Regions from separate parts of the Homo sapiens genome. Here region 1 is linked to region 2. A link is an interaction called in ENCODE POLR2A ChIA-PET data of the cell type or tissue named here. Cell type or tissue: A673. All regions are shown on one strand. Links, peaks and the distances in the headings refer to the core of each region. The heading gives the core; the rest is flanking DNA. Region 1 overlaps FRY (FRY microtubule binding protein). Region 2 overlaps FRY (FRY microtubule binding protein).

The links. ChIA-PET counts read pairs that join two places held together with the same protein. Peaks named below come from ENCODE experiments on the same cell type or tissue, not always from the same donor. Only the 100,000 strongest peaks of a DNase experiment are listed, where the experiment ranks them.
Region 1: POLR2A ChIA-PET joins it to region 2 with 6 read pairs; 2 of 35 experiments call an interaction of 5 or more read pairs at or near these places.

The regions. Positions count from the first base shown.
Region 1 is chr13:32,259,954-32,262,873 of GRCh38, reverse strand. FRY (FRY microtubule binding protein) reads right to left here. Exons shown (of 61, transcript NM_023037.3): 52 at 1,058-1,258; 53 at 399-560. Among named protein-coding and RNA genes, the nearest start is that of ZAR1L, 54 kb to the left of the region's middle. In A673, for the core only: no CTCF peak of the experiment used is centred there; a DNase peak (open chromatin) is centred at 1,123.
Region 2 is chr13:32,117,275-32,120,194 of GRCh38, reverse strand. It overlaps FRY (FRY microtubule binding protein), which reads right to left. Exons shown (of 61, transcript NM_023037.3): 4 at 2,722-2,861. Among named protein-coding and RNA genes, the nearest start is that of FRY, 87 kb to the right of the region's middle. In A673, for the core only: no CTCF peak of the experiment used is centred there; no DNase peak of the experiment used is centred there.

The sequences.
Region 1 (2,920 bases), core at 169-2,668, 140 kb before region 2:
AAAATTCCCCAAATATGTGCATACACCCACACCTCACTTAGCATATTGTTTTATAAAATTCATGACAAAGATCAGCAGTTTCCCAGTCACAGCCATCTCAGACATACACCACTGGTTTTGCCATCCACCAGCAGTGTTCATGCAAAATGTCTCATTTTAAAAAGACCTCAAATCAAGTCTTTCAGCCAAGAAGATGGCTGCTCAAGTTTGTGGGGGTAAAACAACTTCAAAACATAGGCTCAGGTGCACAAACTTCTATTATTTTAAAAAAGAGAGAAAGAAAAAGATAAAGATAGTCTTTCTACTTGAGACCCCTTAAGAATTCTCAGAAAATTGGAAGTGTTTTTTTTTAAGGGTTTTAAGGGAAGTACAAATCATCATTGTTAAAATCTCTTCACCTTTGAACCCTCAGAAATCTGCAGATTATTCATATCAGGCAAGGAAGCATCAAAGCTGGACATTCTGGTGTTAAAGGAATGAGGTTCTGCAGGGGTCGAGTCACAGGCTGTGGTGAGCAGCTCCATGGGATTCGTCTCTTCAGAGGGGGAGAGAGTCATGATCTGTTTAAAAAGCAAAGGAAATTAAACATAGTATGAAGTTCCCATTCTTTAAAAGCTCCATTTATTCTCTAGTTGTTGGTTAATACGTCTTAATTTTTTAACTTCCACATTTCACCATTATTGGGCCTTAAACATAGCAGCTAGTAATCCAGGTATTTTCAGAAAATCACATCAAAATGTCTGTCATATCTCCACACTTTAGAGATCTGGGGAATTTTTAAAAAGATTCCAGAATCATAAAAGGTATTTGGGAAAAATCTAGGCCTTAACAGATCTGGTGGCTTTCAGGGTGAATCACATGGACCCCAGTCTTTGTTTCCATCTGCAACCTACAGAGAAGACTCTGCCAGCTAGAACCCGTATGACACCACCTGACAGTTCCGATTTTAGTTCAGCAGCTGTGGAAAGTTTCCTTAGCTGCAACTGGAAACTGTCCTCCTGCATTAGTTACAAAAAATAAGCCTCCCAATTCTTAGAGTGGGAGAGCCGCTACTTACTAGGTCTGAGTGCTCCAGGATCTGGCTGGCTGTGAGGTCCTCCTCCTCGGATGATTCATCGGAGTCCTCATGGTGCATTTTATTCAGGCTAGGAGTGCTTCCTGACAGTTGGCGCTCCTCCAGAATCTGCATATCACACTTATCCAGGCTGTCCAGAGAACGTCTGCGCACTCCCCAGTTGAAATTGTCCATACTCTCACCCTGAAATCACACCATCAGCCGGTTTTTTATGCCAAAATCCTCTTGCACTCACATGTTCACACATTCAATTAGTCATAGCTTGGGAACAAATATTGTCATTATTAACTCTTAGGCCCTCATCGACTTTGGTATCAAAACTTTTGTTTACCCAATGTGAAAAGTAGTAAAAGCACACTATTTTCATGTAAACTCATGTGAAGTCATAGGCAGAAATGATTACATACTTTTCTTTGGCATGGTGGGTAATAATTACATTTTTTAAAAAGTTGATTTTGGTAAACACTACCAATGATCTGTGTTTTCAAAAATCTGTAACAAAGAGACCATTAGTATGAAAACTTCAAAAGAGGTGTCACCCACTCCCACCACCCTGAGGTCGGCCCCTGTTTAGTACTGTTTTCAGAAGGAGAAAAAAGTAGGAGCTATGCTGCTTGTAGCACATTCCAGAATCCTTTGGGTATTTAGTGGAAGAGCATTAGGTAAACATTCCAGCCTATTTCTGCCACAGCAATTTTCACAGATACAATGCAGAGTTAAAGACTATCAGAGCAGCTGGGCAAAGTCTGATGGATCATGCACTATGCAGAGGCCAGAGCAGCAACACCTTAACTTTTGCTTTAGGCTCATCTTTAAATAATTGTCCCGGTGTAGAAAATTGTTAATTTCACTATGTTGGCCAGACTGGCCTTGATCACCTGACCTCATGATCCACCTGCCTCGGCCTCCCAAAGTGCTGGGATTACAGGCGTGAGCCACCACATCCAGCCTATTACTGTTTTTTTGTTTTTTTCTTTTGAGACAGAGTCTTGCTGTTGCCCAGGCTGGAGTGGTGCAGTGGCGCGATCTCAGCTTGCGGCAACCTCCACCTTCTGGGTTCCATGTCAGGCTAATTTTTTGTATTTTTAGTAGAGACAGGATTTTGCCATGTTGCCAGGCTGGTCTTGAACTCTTGACCTCAAGTGATCCACCCGCCTCGGCCTCCCAAAGTGCTGAGATTACAGGCGTGAGCCACTGCACCCGGCCCCAAATATTATTGTTGATTTGTATATTTTGAATTACCGAGAACTAGCTTAAGTGGCCATGTAAGTGTTAAAGAAAGCTTTTAGTTGCATTCAGACTTTCTCTACAAACCATCAGTTAATAAATAAGTGTATTTGACTAACATAACTTTTTTTTTCTAGAAATGGATTTGGGTTTTATTTTTCTTTCTGTTAGGAATAAAGGAAGAAAAATATTACTCAGCTGACTGATATGCAAATTTTAACCTAAACAAATGATCTGACAAAATCTAGTACAGAATCTTTTCATTTACTGGTAATTTGAAACACTGCCTGATGGTTCATTGGAATAAAATAAAACAACTTTTTCTGATGAGAGCTCAGTGAACAACATAATATGAGAGATGTGAGTTACTGTTAAACTTATGAGCATTATCATTTATTAATTTCCCTCTGTTTTAAAGCAGAGGGTCGTGTCTGTCTCCTAGTGAAACAAGCTTGCCATTCTCACAGATCTGTCATATAACAGAGGCATAGCTTTTTCAAAGTCTGCTTGGGCTATTCATGGTAGAAGGCAACAGGCACAAATCCTAAGCACAATCTGGATAAGATATAGAAATCATCATTATTCATCCTCACATATGATATTTATGATTGCTCTTAG
Region 2 (2,920 bases), core at 166-2,665:
AAGATAAAACATGTAAAGTATTTAGCATAATTTCCCAAACACATAAATGCTCAATAGTATATATTAAATAAAACCAATGAGGAGGGATGACAGGATTTAGACTTGCCAGGAAGATCTTTTCAAAATAAATCAAGACTATTTTAAATCTGGAATGTTTTTCTCTTTAGTCAAAAGGGAATAAGAAGAAAATAATGTGATATTTAAGATATAAAGAAGACCTTCTGGAGTGCTCTGTAACTTTGAGCAAGTCAAATTAAGGCTGGTGGATGACAGAACGCGTTAAGAAGGAACTTGCATGTTTATCTTTCAAGGAGTAAATGTATCAACAGAGTAGGAACTCATTCTTTCAGGATCATTTATGAACAGCCCTGCCAGGAGAAAGAGCTGTGAACAAAACCATCTATCTAAAGTCCTTCAAGACCCACTGGAACTAGTAAGCGGCACTGCGAGCTGGGGGAAAGGAAAATCTATGCAGCTGCATTAAAAAGGAGGGCACTCAGAAATCAGGCTTTATATCCATTATATTATAGAATAAGGAGACAGGAAGTTGGAAAGACCAAAAGGAAGGAGAACTCCCAGAGATGGCCAGCAGCAGTAGAGAGAGTATTTTTGTGCTGGATGCTAAGGGTCTTTACAAGTGGCCAGAGGAACCTGAGAAAGTAGCAGTTCTTGGCAGAAAAAAAAATGTAGACCTTTGATTCTATTTTATTTAATAAGCCAAATTATGTTTTCAAATCAAAGTAAGACATATACATTTCTAATAATGAATTCAACTTTATTGCTGGTTTGCAGTCTAACTGCCAGGAGCCAGAGACATTTGACAGATTTATTTGGCAGTCCAAATGCTGATACTGTACTAATCTCAGAAATCACAACCCAATGTGCATCCCTGACATCTATTTTCAGTAGTTTATGCTCCTCCTTAAAGTCCCCCCAACCTTTTTTTCCTAGTAGCAGAAACTCACATTTAGCTACACCATACCCTAGAGAGCTTCATTCATTTGGCTGTTTTCTAAGCACATTTTCTCTCTTATTTTAAAAATTCAAGCATTAACTAAAATGCTACTAAGTCAAATTTTACTGTCCTGATTCTTTATCTGATCTCAGTACTTACTCTGATCTCCTGAAAATAATCAGTAACACAATTTTAAAAACTATAATTTTTAATCCATAAAGAAATCAATTCATGAAAAATCTAATTTCAGCAACTAAATTCTGACAAAACAGAGGAACAAAACTAAAACTCAATTCAACTCACTAAAAACTGTCCCACTCCCTGCCCCTGGGAAGGTTTAATATCTGTTCATAAGACAACATGTAATATGGAAAAAATAATAAAATGATCCTTTTAATTTCTTAATCACATGGTCTGAACCATTTTTCAGATAAACAATTTAAATTCTATTTTTAAAACCTGATAAATTAAAAAAATATTCATGAGGAGAGGCTGCTAATGGGTACAGGATTTGGGGGTGATAAAAATGTTCTGAAATTAGAGTGGTAATGGTTGTACAACCCTGTAAATATACTAAAAACATTGAATTATATACTTTAAAAGGGTGAATTTTATGGCATCTGAGTTATATCTAAAAATTCTAAAAATTTCCTTCTTCACTAAAAAAAATTCAATACGAAAAAGTTATTAATCTCTCTCCCAAACAAAATTATATGATTAAATCTTGCATAAATTCAAGCACATTATAAAAGCAGATTACAAATTTTGTTGAAGTGTAACATGGTAATGTTACAATTCTTCTATTTCAAAAGAAGTCTTTTGAAACAGTATTAGGACTTTCAAGAAAAATGAGAGAAATAAATCATTCACAAAAAGTAGTTAATGTCTGATTTTCTGGTTGATTAATTTCAGTTTACAGACTTTAAAAGTATTTTTTTAATTGGAATAATCCATTCATGTGGAGAAATCTAACTACTTTTTAAAATAATCTTTTATTTTTTTTAAAAAAGGTAAGTGTATTAATCTTTCTTATATTCACTGCCTTGCTATAGGTTGACTAAACATATGAAATTATATGTGCTTACCTAAAATTTGGGGAGGACACACATTAATGAGAATCTTAAGTTTTACAGATGCTGATATGCTCCTGGAGCAGCAAGTTCCATTTTTCAAACCCACAGGAAGAAGGGAACAGAGAATAAATAAACAAAATACTCAGCTGGAAGGAGGAGTTGGAGATGGTGTCACCTAACTTCCTTGTTTTGCTCACAAGGAGGCTGAGGTACAGAGAGGCGGGGAGCTGCCCAAAGTCACATGGCTAAATAGTGGCAGCGCCAGGACTACCACTAACGTCCAGTCCAGCGTCCTTCCCACTACAGTACACTGAGCACTCAAGGTTACTGGAACGAGGACTAAAATATCTTGGCATGTCACGCAAGGCCTGAAGTCAGCATTCTGCTTTGGGTGTAGACTCAGTGGGAGAGGGCAGAGGAAAGAAGCTGGCAAGAAAGTGACCTGTGGCCCTTCACACCTGTCTCCACCAAAGTTGAAATAAAGCTGTGTATGAATTTTCAACCCGTGACGGCTGGCAGTGACTCGGTGCTCCAAATGGGTTACCTGCTACAGACACAGGGCCCCTGCAGCACCTGCTAGGCATCCTTGTGAAGAGTCAGGAAGACCCAATTGCCTTGTAACTCTAATTTTGATTTATGTTTCCTGAAAACAAAACAAAATAAAACCATGATCCTTACACAAAAGAAATGTACCTTTTTGATTTATTGCTTGTTCTTGGTCTGTATTCATGTGATTCATCCTCAATGCCATTTTGCCTTTTATACCAGTCAAATAATGTACGTAGAATGGAAGGCAGGCAGTACTCAGAAAGGGAGCTCATTGAGCTGATGACCTATGGAGGAAAATGCAGGTGATTAGAACACTGGTAGCACTGCCAATTACTGAGAAACT